Regions from separate parts of the Homo sapiens genome. Here region 1 is linked to region 2. Evidence: chromatin loops called from intact Hi-C (ENCODE). Cell type or tissue: psoas muscle. All regions are shown on one strand. Links, peaks and the distances in the headings refer to the core of each region. The heading gives the core; the rest is flanking DNA. Region 1 overlaps SNRNP40 (small nuclear ribonucleoprotein U5 subunit 40). Region 2 overlaps NKAIN1 (sodium/potassium transporting ATPase interacting 1).

Region 1 (11,645 bases), core at 1,504-9,503, 73 kb after region 2:
CTCCTGCTTCAGCCTCCCGAGTAGCTGGGACTACAGGTGCCTGCCACCATGCCTGGCTCAATTTTTGTATTTTTTAGTAGAGACGGGGTTTCATCGTATTAGCCAGGATGGTCTCGATTTCCTGACCTCGTGATCCGCCCGCCTCGGCCTCCCAAAGTGCTGGGATTACAGGCGTGAGCCACCGCACCCGGCCTATTTATTTATTTTTTGAGACAGAGTCTCACTCTCTCGCCCACCAGAGTGCAGTGGCATGATCTTGGCTCACCGCAACCTCCGCCTTCCAGGCTCAAGCGATTCTCCTGCCTCAGTCTCCAGAGTAGCTGGGATTACAGGTGCATGCCACCACGCCTGTCTAATTTTTGTATTTTTAGTAGAGACGGGGTTTCACCATGTTGGCCAGGCTGGTCACGAACTCCTGACCTCAAATGATCCACCTGCCTTGGCCTCCCAAAGTGCTAAGATTACAGGCGTGAGCCACCGCGCCTGGTCCACATACTTTTAAATAGTCAATTTCACTGGGAAAAAAGGTCAGGGGACTGTTCCAGATTGAGACACTAGAAAGAATAGCCAAAATATAAAACTTGATAGATCTTTGATTGAAAAATAGCTATAAGACATTTTTGGTGCTGGTATGATCATTAGATGGTATTAGGAAATTGTTTTTAATCTTCTGAGGTATGGTAATAGAGAACATTCCTAGGAGATGCTTACTGGAATATATATATATATATATACACACTATATATATAACATATATATATATATACACACTATATATATAACATATATATACACAATATATATATAACATATATATACACAATATATATATAACATATATACACAATATATATAACATATATACACAATATATATATAACATATATACACAATATATATAACATATATATAATATATTATATATATTAATTTAAGAATATTTGGGAGTAAAGAATTATGATGTTTGAGCTCAGTGTGGTGGTGTTCACCTGTAGCCTCAGGTACTAAGGAGGTTGAGATGGGAGACTTGCTTGATCCCAAGAGTTCAAGTCCAGTCTGGGCAACAAAGCAAGACCCTATCTTAAAAAAAAAAGAAAATTAGGGTCGGGCGCAGTGGCTTTCACCTGTAATCCCAGCACTTTGGGAGGCTGAGGTGGGTGGATCACAATATCAGGAGATCAAGACCATCCTGGCCAACATGGTGAAACCCCATCTCTACTAAAATACAAAAAATCACCTGGGCGTGGTGGCACGTGCCTGTAGTCCCATCTACTCGGGAGGCTGAGGCGGGGGAATCGCTTGAACATGGGAGGCGGAGGTTGCAATGAGCCAAGATTGTACCACTGCACTCCAGCCTGGGCAACAAGAGTGAAACTCCGTCTCAAAAAAAAAAAAAAAAAAAAGAAAAGAAAAGAAAAGAAAATTATTATGGAGTACGTCTGCATCTTACTTTCAATGGCCAGTGAAAGTCAAATATGTATGTGTGTACATACATGTGTGTGACAGTGAAAAGATTTTGAATTATTGAATCTAGGTGGCATACAGATGTTCAGTACATTAGTCTCTCAATTTTTATATTTGAAATTTTTTTTTTTTGAGAAGGAGTCTCGCTCTGTCACACAGGCTAGAGTACAGTGGCACAATCTCAGCTCACTGCAAGCTCCGCCTGCTGGGTTCACGCCATTCTCCTGCCTCAGCCTCCCGAGTAGCTGGGACTACAGGTGCCCGCCACCGCGCCCGGCTAATTTTTGTATTTTTAGTAGAGACAGGGTTTCACCGTAGTCTCGATCTCCTGACCTTGTGATCTGCCTGCCTCAGCCTCCCAAAGTGCTGGGATTACAGGCGTGAGCCACTGCGCCTGGCCTGTATTTGAAAATTTTTAAGTAAAAAGTTGGAGGATCAGAGATTCAAGGTAAAATTTCTTTTTAAAAAGATTAAAAATTACAAATAATTTTTTTTGAGACTATCTCGTTCTATCATCCAGGCTGGAGTGTAGTAGCGCAAACACGGGTCACTGCAACCTCAACCTCCTGGGCTCAGGTGATTCTCCCACCTCAGCTCCCAAGCAGCTGGGGCTACAGGTGCATGCCACCACGTTCAGCTAATTTTTTTAAATTTTTTTGTAGAGATGGGGGTCTTGCTTTGTTGCCCAGGCTGGTCTTGAACTCCTCGGCTCAAGTGATCCTCCCACTTTGGCCTTGCAAAGTGCTAAGATTACAGGTGTGAGCCACTGGGGCCTGGCCAAGGACAACTTTTTTTTTGTCTTTTTTTTTTTTAAGACAGAGTTTCGCTCTTGTTGCCCAGGCTGGAGTGCAATGGCGCGATCTCGGCTCACTGCAACCTTTGCCTCCCGGTTCAAGCAACTCTCCTGCCTCAGCCTCTCGAGTAGCGGGATTACAGGCATCTGCCACCATGCCTGGCTAATTCTGTATTTTTAGTAGAGATGGGGTTTCTCCATGTTGGTCAGGGTGGTCTCAAACTCCCGACCTCAGGTGATCCGCCCGCCTCAGCCTCCCAAAGTGCGGGGATTACAGGGGTGAACCACCATGCCTGGCCAAGGACAACTATTAATAAGTAAACAGGACAAGGCTCTAGCACTCTCCTAGGAAAGATTAAAACTTTCCGAGCCTGTAGAACAGTGGTTCTCAAACTTGCACCAGAATCTCCCAGATGGCTTGCTAAAACACAGACTACTGAACACTTTACTCCCCCAAAATTTCTTGAAGGAGAAGTTAACTTGGCTTTATGCTGCCCTCCTGACTATAGTTCTAGCCATGGCCAGCACCAGTGTTCTCAGCCTTGACTGCACACTGGAATCACCTCAGGAGGCTTTAAAATCTGATGTCCACCTCAGAGATTCTGATTTATTTTATTTATTTATTTTAATTAACTTTTTTTTTGAGACGGAGTCTGGCTCTGTCGCCCAGGCTGGAGTGCAGTGGCACGATCTTGGCTCACTGCAAGCCCCACTCCCAGGTTCATGCCATTCTCCTGCCTCAGCCTCCCGAGTAGCTGGGACTACAGGCGCCTGCCACCGCGCCTGGCTAATTTTTTTGTATTTTTAGTAGAGACAGGGTTTCACCGTGTTAGCCAGGATAGTTTTTTGTTTTTTTTTTTTGAGACAGAGTCTTGCTGTGTCACCCAGGCTGGAGTGCAGTGGCGCAATCTCGGCTCACTGCAAGCTCCGCCTCCCAGATTCATGCCATTCTCCTGCCTCAGCCTCCCGAGTAGCTGGGACTACAGGCACCCGCCACCACACCCGGCTAATTTTTTGTATTTTTTAATAGAGACGGGGTTTCACCGTGTTAGCCAGGATGGTCTCTATCTCCTGACCTCGTGATCCGCCCGCCTCAGCCTCCCAAAGTGCTGGGATTACAGGCGTGAGCCACCGCGCCCGGCCAGAGATTCTGATTTAATTGGCAGGCCTTGGTGGGGCACTAGAAACTGTACTTCCAGGAAGTTCTCAAGTTGTGGATGCTGTTGATCCAGGACCCCACTTTGAGAATCACTGCTCTAGAGCAGGATTTCTCAAAAGCATCACTCATGACATCCTAAAGCAGTTAATTCTTTGAGCATCTCTGGCCTCTACCCACTTATATGTCTGTAGCACCCCTCTAGATAGCTCCAGACATTGTCAAATTGTTCCCTGGGAGGCAAAATTGCCTAAGATTGAGAAGCACTGCTCTAGAAGATCTAAGTTAAAAAAGAATGCAAGAGTCTAGGTGGGTTGCAGTGTCAATTGAAGAAAAGAAGTTGAAGCCTAGAAGAAAGAGTTTGGAACATCCCCGGGCTTGATGCAGAGGATGGCCATCCATGCAGGCTTCTTTCAGAGGAGCATCATTATGTGTCTGGGGTTCACAGACAATTGATCAAAGGGCAGGCTAAGAGGCTAAGAGCTCAGACCTGGCATCATTTGGTTCCACAGGAACAGGGCTGTCCATTTTAAGTCAGGCTCCTCCCTCTTCCTGGGACATCAGCTGTCAAGCCCCAAAGACTCTTGGAAAAAGCAATCCTGTCCTAACCCAAATGGCCTGACAACCTTTCTTTAAGGCTCAACTGCCTACGGCTCCAAATTGCTCAGAGCTCTCTTTTACCTCAGTTTCCCATTCTTCTACTTTGAGATGTTAGTAAGCGGCAGACTCTAGTCTATTAGTAAGAAGCAAATAGTTTTGTTGTGAAGAAGCAACTCTGATAAGCCTTTACCTGTTCTTTCTAGCTTATTAGATCCAATCCCTGAAAAAGATTGTTCTTGTCTTTGAAACCAGCAACTCTGCCTATTACCTATTTACTTGAAATAGAAGACAACGTCTGGAGGCTTGGATCTGCTTCCCTACAGGACTCATCCTTGCATAACTTCACTAGGCCCATGAAGGTCTTCAGGGATTAGCTTCTCTAACCTGAAAAGGGATCGACCATCCCTGAACAACCAGGGGAAGTAGGTGAGGGAAGACAGTACCAATTTTTGTTCTGATGGGCTGGCCTGTAAATAAACTGTTTAGGGGGTTGGGACTGAACGGGATTAGGGCTACTGACTAGGAGAAAAGGTAGTTATTATATCAGGGAGGCCAAAAAAAAAAAAAAGGAAAAATAACCTGAAAATCTGCCTCCCTAAAAATTCAACCCACAAAACTCAGCCACGCAGCAAAAAAGAAATTTGGCTCTTTAAGTGCCAACAGTATTAAGTGCTAGAGATTGTGGAAGTCATAAAGGGAAATTAACTGAAAATCAGGGATGCCATTACTCATTCGGGAGCAATCTCTCTCTCCCAAAGTGAGAATACAATCTGCACCCTCTGGGGATCTTTTATACGCAAATCTTTATTCCCCAGGCTGGGGCTTCTATTTTCTTCAAATTCTAAATGGTGCTGCTATTTCCTGCTAATGGCTTCTACCCAGCCTCTTGAAGAAGGCACCTGAGGGGGGACTGAAGAAGCTGAGGTTAGAGGAAAGCCCTCACAGTCTCCAGGGTCTTGGCTCTTCCCAATCACTGCCAACTTCTCAAGGGATTGGTAGGCTTTTAAAAGGGCAGTGTCAAGGTTGAAGCCCTGTTGTATTCCAACCCAAGAAAAGATGAGGGTGGGTGGAAGGGACTGGACCGGTTTTCAAGTACAGGTTGAATATCCCTTATCCAAAATACTTGAGACCATAAGTGTTATAGATTTTGGATTTTACTATTTTTTTTTGAGACAGGATCTCACTCTCACCCAGGCTGGAGTGCAATGGCAGGATCTTGGGTCACTGCAGCCTCCACCCACTGTGCTCAAGCAATCTTTCCACCTCAGCCTCCCAGGTAGCTGAGACTATAGGTGCATGCCACCACACCTGGATAATTTTTGTATTTTTTGTAAAGACAGGGTTTTGCCATGTTGTCCAGGCTGATCTCAAGCAATCCTGGGCTCAAGCAATCTTCTCGCCTTGGCGTCCCAAAGTGCTGGGATTACAGGCATGACTCATTGCACCCAATTTCTGAATACTTGCATATATATAATGAGATATCTTGGGACCCAAGTCTAAACACAAAATTCATTTGTTTCATATACACATAGCCTGATAATTTTGTAAAATATTTTAAATAGTTTGTGCATGAAACCAAGTTATTTTTTTTTTGGAGATGGGGTCTCATTCTGTCACCCATGCTGGAGTGCAGTGGCATGGTCATAGCTCACTGCAGCCTTGATCCCCTGGGGTCAAGCGATTCTCACCTCAATCTTCCAAGTAGCTGGGACCACAGGTGTGTGCCACCACATCTGGCTAACTTTTAAATTATTTGTAGAGATGAGGTCTTGCTATATTGCCCAGGCTGGTCTCAAACTCCTGGGCTCAAGTGAACCTCCCACCTCAACCTTCCAAAGTGTTGGGATTATAGGTGTGAGCCAGTGTCCAGCTGAAACAAAGTTTTGACTGCGACCTGTCACATGAGATTAAGTGTGGGATCTTCCACTTGTGGCATCATATGGGCCCTCAAAGTTTAAATTCTGGAGCATTTAGGATTTTGGATTAGGGATGCTGATATAGTTTGGATAGTTGTTCCCTCCAAATCTCATGCTGAAATTTGATGCCCGATGTTGGAGGCAGGGCCTAGGTGGAGGTATTTGGGTCAAGGGGGTGTATTCCTCATGAATGGCTTGATGCCCTCCTTGTGGTAGAGTTTTCATGGGTTATTTATAAGTGCATGGCACATCTCCTCCTCTCTTGCTCCTTCTCTTGCCATGTGATACATCTGCTCCCCCTCTGCCTTCCACTATGACTGGAAACTTCCTGAGGTCCTCACCAGAAACAGATGCTAGTGCCACCCTTTTTGTACAGCCTGCAGAACTGTGAGCTCAATAAACTTCTAAGTTACTCAGCCTCAGATGTTTCTTTGTAGCAATGCAAAATGGACCAAGACAGATGTTCTACCTGTATGTGGACCTGGTGCTTAAAAAGGATTATTAGGGAGTGTTCAGTGATACTGCTGGAGGTGTGAAAAGCAGCTTGCATACTACCTTTGTCCAAATTTCTCCTGGTTAAAGGCATAACCATATATATATATTGCTCAGACCAGAAATCTGAAAGTCACTATTCCCTTTGGAGATTCTACCATACTATGTATATTAAAGGCTCTAAACAGTCCTGCAGTAAATAAACTGGCTTCACTTTATTTAACCTGGTCTTGAGCATGGGATCTTTATGCCCCAAAATATCTAACAAACTATCTGAAAAACAGTGTTCTGTGCAATGCACTTTGGGAAACCTCAACCTATGGATCACGTACATGAAGTACAAGCTTTCTCAGATTTGGCTTTCAGTTCTGTAACTTTACTGTTTGCTGCTCCCCAACTCTAATCATCCTCAAGTTCTTCTGGTTTATAAAATGTGCCACACTTTCAAGCTTGTGCCTGCTGTTTCCTGAAAGGCACATGTTCTTTGTCCACCTGGCAAGCCCTACTCATCCTCCAAGTCCCAATCTAAGCATAATCACATCATCTGTGAAACTTCCTAAATGCTCCAAGGCAAAATAAATTGTTTACTCCTGTGTTTCCAGTGCACTTTATTCAAACGTTATTCACTGTATTAAAAGTAATTGGTTTGAAAGCTTTACCATCCTGCTGGTTCCTTCATTGATGAGTTGTATAAATCTTTGGCATATGCTCACTTAAAAAAGTAATGAATTTGAGACGGTTTTTTCTACTGGTGTGTGCACTTCTCAAGATGGCAAGGACAGTACCTTATTTATCTCTGTCTTCAGCAACAATGGTCATGCCTGCCACGTAATAGGGGTTGATGTGTTTGTTGAATGATGATGCCCCAAACCCAGGGTAGATATCCTCTCTCTAACTTAAGATAAATAGATGATTCAGGTTTGTGAGCCAAAAGTATACAACCAAACATGCTCAGAACAGGTTAGAACTGTGAAGATCTCTTTGTTCTGAGATAAGAGATTCAGAAAAAACACATTCTACTCCCCAGTGCCAGATGAGATTCACTAGTGTCTATCTGTGTGCTGGGTGTTGTCACCCAGTGATCCAGGGAGACAGTAACCTGTCTTAGTGGTAGGAGGAAAGTAATAGCATTTCTTAATGTCCCTGTCTGTTTATGCAAAGCCAGACAAGTAAACAGAATCATAAAGATGTCTCAGATAATGTCACGGTTAAGTTGCACCCAAACATTCTCACATTCCATTTGAGTTGAGTTTGATGCAGCATTCTGGGCAATGTCATTTCTACCAGCTAAGACTGCCCCAAATCTGCCCACTTTCAGGAGCCTGAGAATAGAGAATGCTGCTCAGAAAAGTTCTTTTGGCAGGAGGCAGAGTAAATACGGGCTCTGTTCATTAAAGATCAGATGCAAGTACACAAAACCAGGTTCTTTTTTTTTTTTTTTTTTGAGACAGAGTCTTGCTCTGTCGCCCAGGCTGGAGTACAGTGGCGCAATCTCAGCTCACTGCAACCTCCGCCTCCCAGGTTCAAGTGAGTCTCTTGCCTCAGCCTCCCGAGTAGCTGGGATTACAGATGTGCATCACCACACCCAGCTAATTTTTGTGTTTTTAGTAGAGACGGGGTTTCATCATGTTGGCCAGGCTGGTCTTGAACTCCCGACCTCAGGTGATCCGCCTGCCTTGGCCTCCCAAAGTGCTGGGATTACAGGCATGAGCCACCGCGTCTGGCAAAACCAGGTTCTTTTAGAACTTATTTATCACCTCCTGGCTGCTATCCTTCTAGTAGGAAAAAAGTATTGTTACTGATAATTATTCTTTGTCATTTTCATGGAAGTAAGTAAACCTAAAAACACAGAAAAGGGGGGAAAAAAAAACAAGTGAGCAGCTTCTTGGAAGTTTAAATGAATTGTATTCTGTGGCCACATCATGCTCTATTCTGATTTATAGCAATCAAGCCTCAAAAAAAAGACAGCAATAAATCCAATCCACATGGCTCTTGTAAAAAGGCATCTATTTGGCTTTTAATACAAAATGATATAGAGAAATACAGAAAGAAAATATCATACAAGCCAGTTACAAAAAAAAAAAAAAAATCCCAACCAACAAATTTGTCACATTGGGCCTGCATTAGAAAACAGGAAAAAAGAAAAAGAAAAAAAAAAACAGTCCCTGAAATCTGGCAGGTGGTTTTTAGAGGCCACAGGGAGCTTGCCTTAGTCATCCTGGTGAAATGGGACAGAAGTGGTTTTTGGAATATGGCCACCGCCTCCTGTTTCTTGCTAGCAATGGTCATCTGAAGGGAGGGTGCTAGCCTGGACATCCAACATTTGGCATCACTTATGCAGTCTGAGGTCTCAAAGACAAGCGGCCTTGGAGTCTTCCAGTCCATATCTTCACTGAATCTCTCCCATATACAGTCTCTTGTCACTCGATGCTGAGATAACTGAGGTAAAAAGAACAGATAACTAGAAATAATGAAGGCTCAAGGAGACTTGGTGCTCAAGGGCTCTTGTGTCAAGAGCCAATTCTGGTATAAAAGAGCAATTGGACTTAGCTTAAATTCCCCTCCTAAACACCATCCACAGGAAATTGTAGCCTGGCTTTTCAATCCAAGTCCTCTAATATCATGAGGATGACTGTACTATGGGAAATACATTATCAGACACTAAATACTGACATCCCTTGTCAGTCAAACCCCAAGAAAAAGACTTTCCCAGTCATTCTAGAAGAGAGGAATCTATGGCTGTGCCAGTCATTTTGTAAATGTGCTTCTGCTTGTTATACTTAGCCCTGGAGAAAGTTACAGTTTCTCCTTTAATTCAAGGCTGAAATTATTTGGTTTAGCCAGCCAAAAAATTTTAAGCTGAAATTTATATCTAAATATTAAAAAGTATCATTCTTGGCCGGGCGCAGTGGCTCACATCTGTAATCCCAGCACTTTGGGAAGCTGAGGCGGGTGGATTACCAGAGGTCAGGAGTTTGAGACCAGCCTGGCCAACATGGTGAAACCTCGTCTCTACTAAAAACACAAAAATTAGGCAGGTGTGGTGGTGGGTGCCTGTAGTCCCAGCTACTTGGGAGGCTGAGGCAGGAGAATCGCTTGAACCTGGGAAGGCAGAGGTTGCAGTGAGCCGAGATCGTGCCACTGCACTCCAGCCTGGGCGACAAGAGTGAGACTCTGTCTCAAAAAAAAAAAAAAAAAGTATCTTTCTTTTAATCAAATACATCATTGAAACAGACTTGATGGAAGTAAATTTAAAAAAAAATTAGACTTACCAACTTCCCTTTGAGATCAAGAAGAAAATGGAGCATTGCTCTTACTCTCACCACTTATGAGCAATGGTGAGACTGACATTGATACCCACATAAAGACTGTTTGCAGCTGGGCACAGTGGCTCACACCTGTAATCCCAGCACTTTGGGAGGCTGAGGCGGGTGGATTACTGGACGTCAGGAGTTCGTGACCACCCTGACCAATGCGGTGAAACCCCGTCTCTACTAAAAATACAAAAAAAAAAAAAAATTAGCTGGGCATGGTGGTGGGTGCCTGTAATCCCAGCTGCTTGGGAGGCTGAGGCAGGAGAACTGCTTGAACCCAGGAGGCAGAGGTTGCAGTGAGCCAAGATTGCACCATTGCTCCAACCTGGGCAAAACAGCGAGACACTGTCTCAAAAACAAAACAAAACAAAACCCAACAACAAAAAAACCAACAACAACAACAACAAAAACACCCAAAGGCTGTTTGCATGGAAATTCGTATAAAACAGATACCCGCTTTTGACTCTCTATTCCCAGGATCCCTACGGGGAGATTTCCAGTTTCCCTTTCCCCCTCGTTGGGACAGACTTACTGATGGGCTCATCAGGGTGGAAAGCCACTTCATTGATGGAGCCAGCATGGCCGGGCAGCTTATACAATATTCTCCTGCTTGTGGTATCCCACACATAAACAAACCTGTAAGGTATCATGAAAAGCAAGGGTAAGTCCTCTTAGAGCTGGGGGTAGGACAGAGGCATGGCTTTTTAAAGGAAATGGAAGCAACAATTATTTACTTACCTTACATTTACTGAACCATGTTCTGGCTTTTAGAAACTAGGAACACAGAGTTTGAATAAGACATGGACTCACCTCTTGAGCAATGGGGTGGAGAAATAAGAATAACTAAAAATATAAGCATGACTGGCATGTTTGAATACAAGCTTCTGAAATGGGAAACACCACAGGGAAGAAAAGAAAGTTTTTCCTGCAGACATCACACAAAAACCTTTTTCAGAGTGTCTAGTATAATTAGGCTACAGTTAACTTCATACTCATCCAGGAAATCTAAAAGGTAACCCAACTCATGGCAGGGTGGGAGCCTAGGCTGCTGATCCAGATGAACTTTTTAGTACTGTATTCAAACAGAGACCTGAGAAGGGACAGGAAGTGTCTGGTATATAAAATATTTATAGTGTTTGCTAACCTAATACTCACTTGAGCCAACTTTTCCATTGAATTAACAGGCAGAAGGAATACTGAATTCTAGAATGGGAAGGGGCCAAGAGAAATCAGCTTGTCTAGGCTGGGAGTGGTGGCTCATGCCTGTACTCCCAACACTTTGGGAGGCCGAGGTGCGTGGATCGTCTTAGGTCTGGAGTTTGAGACCAGCCTGGCCAACAAGGTGAAACCCAGTCTCTACTAAAAATACAAAAAATTAGCCAGGAGTGGTAGCGTGTGCCTGTAATCCCAACTACTCGGGAGGCTGAGGCAGGAGAATTGCCTGAACCTGGGAGGTGGAGGTTGCAGTGAGCTGAGACCGTGGCACTGCCCTCTAGCCTGGGTGACAGAGTGAGACTCCATCTCCAAAAAAAAAAAAAAAAAAAAAAAGAGGAGAAAAAAGAAATCAGCTTCTCTAAACTCCTTATTTTAGAGATAAGAAAACTGGGGCACAGTGACGTTTCCAAGGCAATACAGTTCATCAACGGCGTAACTAAAATTAGAACTCTTCAAAAAAAAAGAGCTTATTAGAGAATGTTCTTAGGAAGACAAAATTTTTATTTGTCATTAAAAAAAATTATGAGGCTGGGCATGGTGGCTCACATCTGTAATCCTAGCACTTTGGGGGGCCAAGGCTTGAGCTCAGGAGCTTGAGACCAGCTTGGACAACATGGTAAAACCCCATCTCTACAAAAAAATTAGCCAGGTGTAGTGGTGCATGCCTGTGGTCCCAGCTACTTGGGAGGCCAAGG
Region 2 (10,938 bases), core at 1-8,000:
GAGCTCACTCCACCTCTGCATCCCAAGTTCAAGTGATTCTCCTTCCTCAGCCTCCCGGCCCTGCCTAATTTTTGTATTTTTAGTAGAGACAGGGTTTCATCATGTTGGCCAGGCTGGTCTCAAACTCCTGACCTCGCGTGATCTGCCCACCTCAGCCTTCAAAAGTGTTGGGATTACAGGCATGAGCCACCGTGCCTGGCCACCCCAGGAATATTTGATAACATCAACATCAAATCATTCCTGCCTGCCCTCATGCAGGGACTTCTCACTTAGAAAGTTCTATAGACCCAATGGGCAGGACAGGAAGATAGAGAAGAAAACACCATCTTTAATCAACCCGCCTGCACAGAAACCAGGAGAGCACTCCCCTCCTTGCAAGGTCCCAGTGAAAAGAGAACCTGGTCCCCTTGCAAAAACCATCTTATAAAAACAAAAGGCTTCAAAGCACCAGTGGCTACACCCGTTGAGTAGAAAGGGGCTTGGGGGAGAGTTGGGGTGAGAGAGGTGAGGGCTGGAGGCAGGGCTGGCCCAGTGAAGGGCAGTAGCTTAGCCTGAGGGAGCTGCCCCCCTCTCAAGCTGTACCCACCAGCTGGGAGCTCCATGCCTGTGGGGGCCAGAGGAACTCCTGGGCCTGGCTGCTTGCATTTGGGATGGTGGGGTGGGGTTGCCAGCCTTGCTCAGGATATTTTGGCCTTAGAGAGTAGGGAATGATAGATTGGAGGGTAGTGGGAGAGGAGCGGAATGGTCACCACAGACAGGCTCAGGTGTGCAAACCATCTGCACCATCTGGGTGCCCCCCAGTTCCTCCATGTCTCCTGCCCTCCTTTCTAACCCAGGGCCATGCCTCTTTCACAGATGAAATGCTGAGACCTGATCCTCTCTCTATGGACGCACCAGGCAGTGCGTGGGATGCAGCGTCCTCAGGAGTGTCTGTGGAGGGAGGTGGGGAAAGTGTTCTCACCTCTACTTGCCCCCAAGGAAGGGTGAGGGTGCTGGCAATCCCGACTCCCCGACTACTCACACCCCCATCTGCCCCTTCAGAACTCCTTCTGGGCTTGTTAGAGGAGGCTTCTGGCCATTGGATTGGTTGTAAATGCTGGTGATCTGTAAACACTGGAGTCTGGGCAGCGCTGACCAGCATTGCTCCTCTCTGAAACCACAAGCCTTCCAACTGGTGAGGTGGATGGAGCCGTCAGGGGTGAGTGGAGTTGTGGAGGTGATGGGGATACAGTAGAACCAGCCTCAGGGACCTGGAAGGGGGTGGAGTGACTGAGTTGGGGCCCCACTTTCCTGGAGGAGAGAGCTTGAAAGATTTGCCAAGGGTGGACAGAGGCTGAGTGTAGGAAGGCTTCTCTGTGGGTGGGGCTGAATTTGGGGCTTCATCCATCCAGTTCCCAATAAGAGAACGAATGGGTATATTGCTTTAAGAGAGGCATTGGCAAGTGGTGGTGGTGGTGTGTGAATATGGTGGAGACCACATAGGTCCAAGATGGAGGGGGGCTTGGAAATGGAACTCAGAGAGCAGACACTGGGTTTTACAGTCAGAAACTGCAGAAAGTACACTGTGTTCAAGGCCCACTTCCACCAAAAATCTAGCTGTGTGGCCTCAAGCAAATCACATCTCTGGGCCTCAGTTTTAATGTACTGCAAAATGAGAATTTTAATCCCAGTCTAGCTCAGGGAATTGAGTTAAATGAGAAGTCTAAAAGAGTCCATTTGCTAAGGGATTAATTACTTGAGGTGCGGAAACCGAGGCTCAGAGAGGGCAAGGGCTTTGCTAGACGTCACAGTCAGTGATGGACCTGCGATTAGAACCCAGGAATCCTGCTCCTAGTTCACAGTAGCTTTCCCCAGAGCTGGTGAGTGAGTGTGGTGGGATGGGATGGGTCTGATGTCCTGCTGTTTTTGGACAGGGGGGCAGGATGCTGGGTGAAGAGTGAAAGGGAGAGGCTGGAGAAGAGAGGAAGGCCCCAGCTCACGCCAAGGCTGAGATTAAAAACAAACAAACAAAAAACAAAAAACCCGTGGTGCCCCTCCCCCGCCCCGCCCCACTCCTCCGAAGTCCGGGCTGCGAAGAGCCAAGCTCAAATCCAAGTCCAAGTCCAAGTCCACGTCCAAGTCCGCATCTCCAGATGCAGACGCGGGGTTGGGCACAGGCTGCAGTGAGCGCGCGGGCCACCAGGGGGACACGCCTGCGCCTTGGCCCGAGCTCGCGGCAGCTGCGGTCAGCCCAGGGCGAGGCGCCGGGGTGGGCGCGGGGCAGAGGCTACCCCGACCTGCGGGAAACAAAGGCAGGTTAGGGAGAGTGGATCCCAAAAGTATGGGGGCGGAGAGACCCGGTTGCCCTGCCCACTCCTCCATCCCCTCCTTTTCGCAACCCCGACGCCCAGGCCTCCCCAAGCCAGCAGGGGGCCGTGACCCACGTGTACAGAGGCTGCAGCTGTAAATGCGACGTCTTCTGGGGCGCCTGGTATCCGTAGGAGTCAAAGCCGCCGATGAAGTCAACTGCGGAAGAGGGGCGGCGCATGTTAGGGATCGGCGGCGGGGGCGAGGAGAGGGAGACTGGGTCCTGAAGGGGAAGAATCTGAGGGCAGGACTCCCACCCTAGGAAGCGGAGCCAGAGAAGCCATGAGGAGGGGAGGGGCGAGGGTCAGACCCCGTGCAGGGCCTGGGGCGGGGCTTCGGCTGGACCCTGAGGGATGGGCCTCTGGGGGTCTGGAGGCGGCGAGGCCGGGCCAGCTGAGGGTCAGGCCCCAGTCCTTAAGGCTTGGGCCTGGGAGGCCGGGCAGTCCTATGGGAGAGAAGGCTCTCAGGGGCGGGGCTAGAGCCTCTAAACGGGACAAGACCTCTGATGGGGTGGGGCGAGATTGGGGAAAGGGGGTGCTGGGGCCAGGGACTGGGCACCTGGACGTCTGGACCCCAGCCTGGAACGGGCTGGTATGCAGAGCCTTCCATACCAGCCGCCTCTTCCCCTCGAAAGGGGCCCGTGGCCGACCCTGGGCTCCCTCCCGCCGGGGCCAGTCACAGGCCTCTGTCCAGGGTGCTGAAGGCGCAGGGCCAGATTCCCCACTTCCCCAGGGGCGCCTTACTCACAGCTGTCCTCCTCCTCCAGGAACACTTTGCTCACGTAGCAGGCGAACACGAAGCCGAACAGCTGGGAGTGGAGATGACACGTCAGGGAGGAAGGAGGAGTGGGAACCTCTTCCTCCGCCCCCTGCCGGGCCCTGTACGCTCTGACTGGCAAGGGAGGAGGCATGCCAGGATGAAGGCAAACCGTAACAACTTCCAATTAAATGTTTTCACCTTAAAGTCAAACATACATGGTCTAACTCTTCTGAAAGTGTAACTTGAGACAAGTAATCATTTTACCTCTTTGAGCCTCAGTTTTCCCACTTGGACTTGGGCAATACCTTATGGCTTGTTAAGAAGAAAGAGGATTATGTGACTTTGTGGGTACAAAGTGCCTAGGACAGGGCTGGCCCTTCTAGAAACAGGAACTACTCCTATCTTGGAGTTTCTTTCTTTCTTTTTTTTTTCTTCCCTTCCCTTCCCTTCCTTTCCTTCTTTCTTTCAGACAGGGTCTCACTCTGTCACCCAGGCTGTAGTGCAGTGCTGCAATCATGGCTCACTTCAGCTTCAACCTCCTGGGCTCAAGTGATCCTCCTGCCTCAACCTCTCAAGTAGCTGGGTCCACAGGCATGAGGCATCACGCCCACTGGGGTCACTTTCTTATTCTCACAACTCTGAGGCTGGTATTGTCATTCTTTTTTGTGAATAAGGAAACAAGCTCCGAGAAGGCAGGTGACTTGTCCAAAGTCACATAGTGGGTGTATTGAGCACTTAAACCCAGGATTGATTCATAGTCTGATGCCTCATCCTACTCACTAAACCTGTTCACTCTGCACAGGGGCTGGGGCAGCGGTGAGGGAAGACGGTACAGGATATGGAAACAGATCCAGACAAAAGGACAGACAGGCGGAAGACCTAGGTTCATTCCCTCTTTTTTTTTTTTTTTTTTTTTTTTTTTTTTTTATGGAGTTTCGCTCTTGTTGCCCAGGCTAGAGTACAATGGTGCAATCTTGGCTCACCGCAACCTCCACCTCCTGGGTTCAAGCAATTCTCCTCCCTCAGCCTCCTGAGTAGCTGGGATTACAGGCATGTGCCACTATGCCTGGCTAATTTTGTATTTTTAGTAGAGACGGGGTTTCTCCATGTTGGTCAGTCTGGTCTTGAACTCCTGACCTCAGGTGATCCACCAGCCATGGCCTCCCAAAGTGCTGGGATTGCAGGCGTGAGCCACTGCGCCCAACCCATCCCCTCAACCAGAGCTAAAGAAAGGGATCGGGAAGTGTGTGTAGGGTGGGGGACAGAAGGACTTACTGCCAGGAAGATCTGCAGGGCGCTGCTGAGGGCTTCAATGTAGGGGTAGTCAAGCAGGCAGCCAGTGACAGAGATGACATGGTGGTCCTCCAGAGCCAGGCGGGAGTTCAGAACAGGTGTCACCAGGCAGCCTGGCCCATTCTCCATCCACCAGGAGCGGTGCAGGGATGTGTTGAAGGTCATGATGAAGTCCCGGTCCTGGGGGCAAAGGGGCCTGGGATACTGAGTGTGAGGGAGAGGGAGGGGGGAGCTACTCCCCCAGCCCAGGAAGACTATATTGATCGGTGAAGGGATTCAGGGAGCCTGCACCTGCAAGTCCATATTTGACCAACAGGTGGCACTTAATGACCACACAGGCCTCACTCTTTTGTCACTGAGATGGGAAGGGGTTTGTGTGGACTCACAGGGGCCTCAGAATTTTCAGAGCTGGAAGGAACATTAACAATTTCCCAGCCACAGGTGAAATCCTCAGTACCAGCCCCTTAACAGCCCATTCAGTATCTCCACTGCTCCCCCTGTGTGCGACCCTGGGCGAACCTCTCCTTTGGGGCCTTGGTCTCCACATTTGTTAAATGGAGAAGGGGCTGGCCTAGATCAGAAGTTCTTACCCAGGGTGTGTACCCATGTGCCCATCCATGCAGTCACTCATTCAACAGATAAATACTCACTGCCTGCCGACCAGGGGCCAAGCACTCAGATGTGTGACCTTATTTTATCCCCTCAGCAACCACATGAAGTTGCAGTTGCTCTTATGTCCACTTACTAGATGAGGAAACTGGGGCTCAGAGAGGATCAGCCACTTGCCCAGGGTAATACAGCTAGAAGGTTTTAGAGCTGGGATTTGAATCTAGCAGGGTCAAACTACAAAGCCAATGCTCTTAAATTCACATATTTTGCCTCTTTTATATCTAAAAATAGAAGTTGTGTCTCTCTGGGCTTGCTCTTATTCAAGCGAAACAGTCCTACTTTCTTGGTCTGCTCAATCTTCCCTGAACAAACTCTAACTAGTCTCTTTCCCTTCTGAAAAATATTGATCAGAATTAACCCAAATCTTTGTGGTCTAAGCACTACAAAGCGCATGGCATTTTCACCTCCCTTGCTCTGAATACTCTACCTCTATTAGCGGGGCCTAAGAGTAGCTTTCTGGGCTCCCACATACTGTTGGTTTTTACTGAGCTTGTGATCAACTGGGACCCCTGGCTCATCTTCACATGGACTGCTCTTCAGCCTTATCTGCTCCATCATTGTGTTTGAGGAAGCCAGAAATAAATTGTGTAAGTAGGAAATGGGGCACACAGATTATTTGGGCATGTAAGGAGAGAGAGACTTCTTCGAGACATGATGCTCTGGTCCTATACCACAGTACCCTTAGGGCAGGGGATGGGAATGGTCAGGCTCTGCCCTATGGCACTGCCAGGTCTGAGGCTTACCTGGGACAGCTGTCCAACCTCCAAGTAGAAGCAGATGATAAATGCATTCCAGCCAACCCAGAGCACCAGCCAGGCTGCATACTGGGGAAAGCAGAGGTGGGATCAGGGTGGGGCCTGGGGAGTGGGGGATGGGGAGTGTCAATGGAGACAGAGCTCAGGGATGAGGAGATCTGGGCAGGGGAAATTATGAGAATACCTCACTCAGAGAGCACAGTGTAGCTTACAAATCATTTACACACCCATCAGGCCTTACAACAGCCCTGCAAGGTCAGCACTGCCCTCTTTTAGAGAGAACTAACTTAAAACTGAAAGGAAGTTTAAGGTTTCTAAGATCACACAGCTAGGAGGAGGTAGGGCTGCCACTCAAATCAAGTTCTCTGATAGCTAATCCCATCCACTGTGCTAACAACATCCTCTAGACCAGCTGTCTCTAGAATACTGGAATCATTCAAGGATGTTTGTCAAAAATGCAGATTCTTGGGTCCTACCTCTAGACCTACTGATTCTGAATTTCTAGGGATGTTTAAAAGGGATTGCTTAAGCAATCCCTAGGAGATTGTGACTCAGATGACACTTTCAGAAACATGTTCCAGGTGGTAAGCCACTAGAGGGCGAGGACTCTGACTGCCTGGCTCACCACTGCAATGCCAATGCCTAGCACAGAATAGCTGGATGAACCCATTAAGACTATAGGAAATGGGCCAGGTGCAGTGGCTCATACCTGTAGTCCTAGCACTTTGGGAGGCTGAGGTGGGCAGATCATTTGAGCTCAGGAGTTCAAGACCAGCCTGGGCAATATGGAGAAAACCCATATTTAAAAAAAAAAAAAAAAGAGGCCAGGCGCAGTGGCTCACGCTTGTAATCCCAGCACTTTGGGAGGCCAAGGTGGGCAGATCACCTGAGGTCGGGAGTTTGAGACCAGCCTGACCAACATGGAGAAACCCTGTCTCTATTAAAAATACAAAATTAGCCAGGCATGATGGCACATGCCTGTAATCCCAGCTACTCGGAAGGCTGAGGAAGGAGAATCACTTGAACCTGGGAGGTGGAGGTTGTGGTAAGCTGAGATCATGCCACTGGACTCCAGCCTGGGCAACAAGAGCGAAACTCCGTCTCAAAAAAAAAAAAAAAGTCTTAATTCTTTTGTGTTTTTTTTTTTTTTTTTTTTTTTAAGACAAGATTTTGGTCTGTCACCCAGGCTGGAGGGCAGTGGATGCTGGGAACTTTAGACCAAAAGAGACAGGAGGTTATCCTGCAGCCTTGTGCCTGAGTATGTGTGTGACATCTTCTCACATGGCTGTGGCTGGAGTCTGGGTATAAGGGAACCAGGGCAGGTGGAGGCAGGATCATGGATGGGGCCTGGAGAAAGGCTGGGGTGAGCAGACCAAACTGAGACCCCAAGCATAGAACGGGAGTCCAGCCTGGGCCCTGGATGCCCTCACTCCATCACTTTCCTCCCTCCCTTCCTTGCTCTATAAATTGTACTTGAATGACACAGGTCAATGTGCCCCGCTCCAGCAATCTTTCCATCTGTCTGGAAGGAGAGGGCTGGGATGGGAGGGACTGGGAGCAGCAATGCTGGAGCAGCAATGCTAGGTCAGCACTGAGGCCCCTGGGCCCCTCAGTTTTCCCACATCCCGAATGTGGCCACCTCTGGGGAGAACAGCATTCCACCCACGGTAGTGAGCTGGAGAGGAGGTTAGGGTCGATTTGAGACCTGGATGCTTCTACCCAAGTCCTGTGCCTGCAATTCTAGTGGCTGTCACCTGGCAGATAGTGTTGTTGACAGTGGTGTCTGGGGCTTTCCTGAGAACTGGAGAGAAGTGTTCTCTTATGTCAGATGAGAGAGAGCCTTGTTAGGGTCCTGTTCACCTGGCTTCTGGGAACTGAGCCTGTGGAGGTGGGGAGAGAAGTCCTAGAATGAGTGTGTGTGGGCTCTGGAGGCAGCATGACATTGCATGTCATTGTGATTGTAGGTGTCAAGCATGTATGTAGTAAATCTAGTGAAAAGCCTTTTCCCTCAAGAGAGCCATGTGAAGAGGTCACTGAGGAACAGCAGGGAATATGGGTGAATCTAGCTGAAAGCAGGAGTTTGACAGAGACTATCAGGGACCAGGACTTGGGAAGAGGCTGTCGGGGAGGAGGAGAGAGACCCAGACTCCTGGGGCTGGAGTGCAGGGAGGCACTGACCTCAAAGCCACACTAGCTGCTCCAGAACACATCCTTGATGTACATCGGGCAAGAGAGACAAATGCCAAGCCTTCCTGAAGCTTCTTGAGAAACTAAATAAGATGAAGCCCATCCCTCCTGTGTCCTTGCGCCCACCCCTTCCTGAGGCCGTGTGGTGCCGCAGCAGGAGCCTTCACTGTTGATCTGATGTTCTAATCCTGCCTTGCTTTCATTAGCTGTGTGACCTTAGGAAGACTCGCAACCTTTCTGAGCTTCAGTTTCCTCATCTGGAAAATGGAGCTGTTAAGATCTACCTCACAGGGCTATTGTAGACATGAGATGAAGCATGTGAAATTTCGCAGCGTGCCTGGCACGTGCCAGGCACTCACTACATGATCCATTTTGTTTATATTTGGATTATTTCCCTAAAAAATTCTTCAGGAAAAAAAAAACCCTTGTCTCCTCTGAGCAAAGAAGCATGGGGCTGTGCACATTCACCCCATCTTGTTTTGGGTGGAGCCAAGACCAGTGCCCCAGTGTTGGGGGGCAGTTCTGGTTTTGAGGAGCAGGGAGGGGTGGAGTGGGCAGGGGTGAGGAGAGGAGTTGGCTTGGGAAGGGGCTAGGTGAGCCGTACCAGGATGAGGTACCGGGAGCGGTACTGCACGGTGCCAAAGATGCCCAGGATGACTGCCATGATGTGCAGGAAGTTGGCTAGGATGGGAGCCCACTGGTAGCCCAGGAAGTCAAAGATCTGCCGCTCCAGCGCAGCCACCTGTGGAAGAGACAGGCTGAGGCCACTGTCACCCCCCTGAAAGGGAAGGACAGGGATTCCTGCTTGACCTTGGGGAGCAGGTGGCACCAGTTACCATGGTGATGAGGCATAAGCCTCAGAACAATCCAGTCCTTCACTACCAAAGGGATGCTGGGGGGTCCTTAAGCCTGATCATCACTTTGGGGTGGGCTGAAAGGTGATAGGAGTGAGGGTTCAGAACACCTTCCTCCCTGCCAAGGAGGCCCTTCCCTCTAGCGGCTCAAGCTCCTGCACCTTCTCCATGTGGAGAAGATGGTGGGATCAGAATCCAGACTGCCACCCCTAGCCTTGGAGGGCAAGGAAGTCCTGGAGCCCGAGTCACCTCTTCCAAGGATCCCCATCTGGAGCTTGCCCTGGCCCATGGCATTCCTGGGCTACAGAGAAGGAATGCTTTTCACTCCCCTTCCCTGAAGGAGCTGGAATAGATTGCAAAATTGGCCTCGAATCCTCCTCTTCCTATTTCCATGCTCTTCAGTAGTGCCCTTCCACACTAATGCTGTGCTTGCCCATGCGACTTGCTTTGCCTAAAGGGACTTTGGCAAACACAATGCAAACCATGTTTGAAAAAGGCTTGAAAAATGCATGCATCCAGTCTGGGCAACCTGGTGAAACCCCGTCTCAACAAAAAATACAAACCATTGCCAGGTGTGGTGGTGCGCACCTGTAGTCCCAGCTATTCGGGAGGCTTAGGTGAGAGAATCTCTTGAGCCCAGCAGGCGGAGGTTGCAGTGAGCCAAGATCATGCCACTGCACTCCAGCCTGGGCGACAGAGTGAGACCCCGTCTCAAAAAAAAGAAAAGAAAAAAAAAAAACGGCGTTCATTGGAGCTTGCCAACTTGCTTCACTTATAACAAGACCACCTTGTGAACAAGCCCCAGCTGACCTGCTGGAGGATGAGAAGCCACGGGGAGGAGAGCGAAGGCACCCCGGCTAATAGCCCATCAGCCATCAACCATGTGAGCGAGGCCATGCTAGATCACCCCGGGTCACTAGCTGACCACAGACACATAGCCCAGACCAGAAGAATCTCCCAGCTGACCCACAGAATCATGAACTAAATAAAATGGTCGTTTATTTTTTATTTCTAAATATTTATTATCATTATTTTTAAACAGAGTCCCGCTCTGTCGCCCAGGCTGTAGTGCAGTGGAACTATCTCAGCTCACTGCAACATCCACCTGCCAGGTTCAAGCAATTCTCCTGCCTCAGCCTCCCGAGTAGCTGGGACTACAGGCACCTGCCACCATACGCAGCTAATTTTTGTATTTTTAGTACAGGCAGAGTTTCACCATGTTGGCCAGGCTGGTCTTGAACTCCTGACCTCAAATGATCCACCCACCTCAGCCTCCCAAAGTGCTGGGATTATAGGCGTGAGCCACTGCGCCCAGCCAAATTTTGCTTTAAAGAACCACCTCCTACCACTCTGTCCACATGGCTTGAGTGGGGCTGACTCATTTCTAGTTTCTGGGGTGGGCAGGTAAGCCAAGTCTAGCCAAATAATCAAAGACAATGATGAATTTAGGGATAGGCGCTCACCCCATGCTCTGCCCCTGAGAATCACCCTAGATATTTGCTGGAACAATCAGAACAGAGCTGCTATCCTGCCAGGATACCTGAATGGGTGTGGTGTGAGCTTGGAGCTGTTGGTGGCTGCCTTGGCCACCTCAGGTGGATGGCCCGCCTGAGGAGAAAGCCATAGCTAAGGTACAGAGAGAGTGTGTGTGGGAGGAAGACTGAACACACAAGGGAATGTCCTGAGCCATCTTTCAGGCCTCTGAATACAGCCATGCCTAAAGCTGGTTCTCCCTCCTTGTCCTGCTGATTTTTGTCATTTGCAACAAAGAGTCCTAACTACAACAGAAGAGGAGAGAAGAGGGTCTGGCTGGGGAGGGGGAGGGAATATTCAGATAAAGTGAGAAGATATAAGAAGCCTTTTTCCAGGCAGGGAGGCAGGAGGAGGTGGAGCTGATGCTACCACACAGATGGCAAGGCTTGGGCAGAGACCAAGGAAGCTGCAGGCTTGGGTAAGGTGGTGAGGGAAGCCTGGTGGTGCCAGGCCCAACCTTGGCATTTACCCACTTGGCACCAGCCTGCCTCTTGTCGGTGACTCCCCTCCCAGGGATGTGCAGATTGTAAAGCTCATCTCTC

What was found. A loop is a pair of places that touch in the nucleus more often than their neighbours do. Peaks named below come from ENCODE experiments on the same cell type or tissue, not always from the same donor. Only the 100,000 strongest peaks of a DNase experiment are listed, where the experiment ranks them.
Region 1: a loop joins it to region 2, with 2.5 times the contacts of the local background. A loop is called at or near these places in 5 of 110 quality-filtered maps.

Annotation. Positions count from the first base shown.
Region 1 is chr1:31,251,262-31,262,906 of GRCh38, forward strand. SNRNP40 (small nuclear ribonucleoprotein U5 subunit 40) reads right to left here. Exons shown (of 10, transcript NM_004814.3): 9 at 10,268-10,371; 10 at 8,307-8,860. The coding sequence ends at 8,811. Among named protein-coding and RNA genes, the nearest start is that of NKAIN1, 17 kb to the left of the region's middle. In psoas muscle, for the core only: no CTCF peak of the experiment used is centred there; no DNase peak of the experiment used is centred there; H3K27ac peaks cover 4,290 bases.
Region 2 is chr1:31,179,437-31,190,374 of GRCh38, forward strand. NKAIN1 (sodium/potassium transporting ATPase interacting 1) reads right to left here. Exons shown (of 7, transcript NM_024522.3): 2 at 8,614-8,751; 3 at 5,811-5,891; 4 at 4,381-4,578; 5 at 3,094-3,154; 6 at 2,424-2,505; 7 at 309-2,276. The coding sequence ends at 2,267. Among named protein-coding and RNA genes, the nearest start is that of NKAIN1, 55 kb to the right of the region's middle. RefSeq lists a silencer at 2,178-2,427 and an enhancer at 4,546-4,840. In psoas muscle, for the core only: CTCF peaks have their summits at 2,197 (motif pointing right), 3,229 (motif pointing left), 4,700 (motif pointing right) and 6,394 (motif pointing right); DNase peaks (open chromatin) are centred at 2,165, 2,415, 3,115 and 6,444; H3K4me3 peaks cover 1,210 bases; H3K27ac peaks cover 1,605 bases.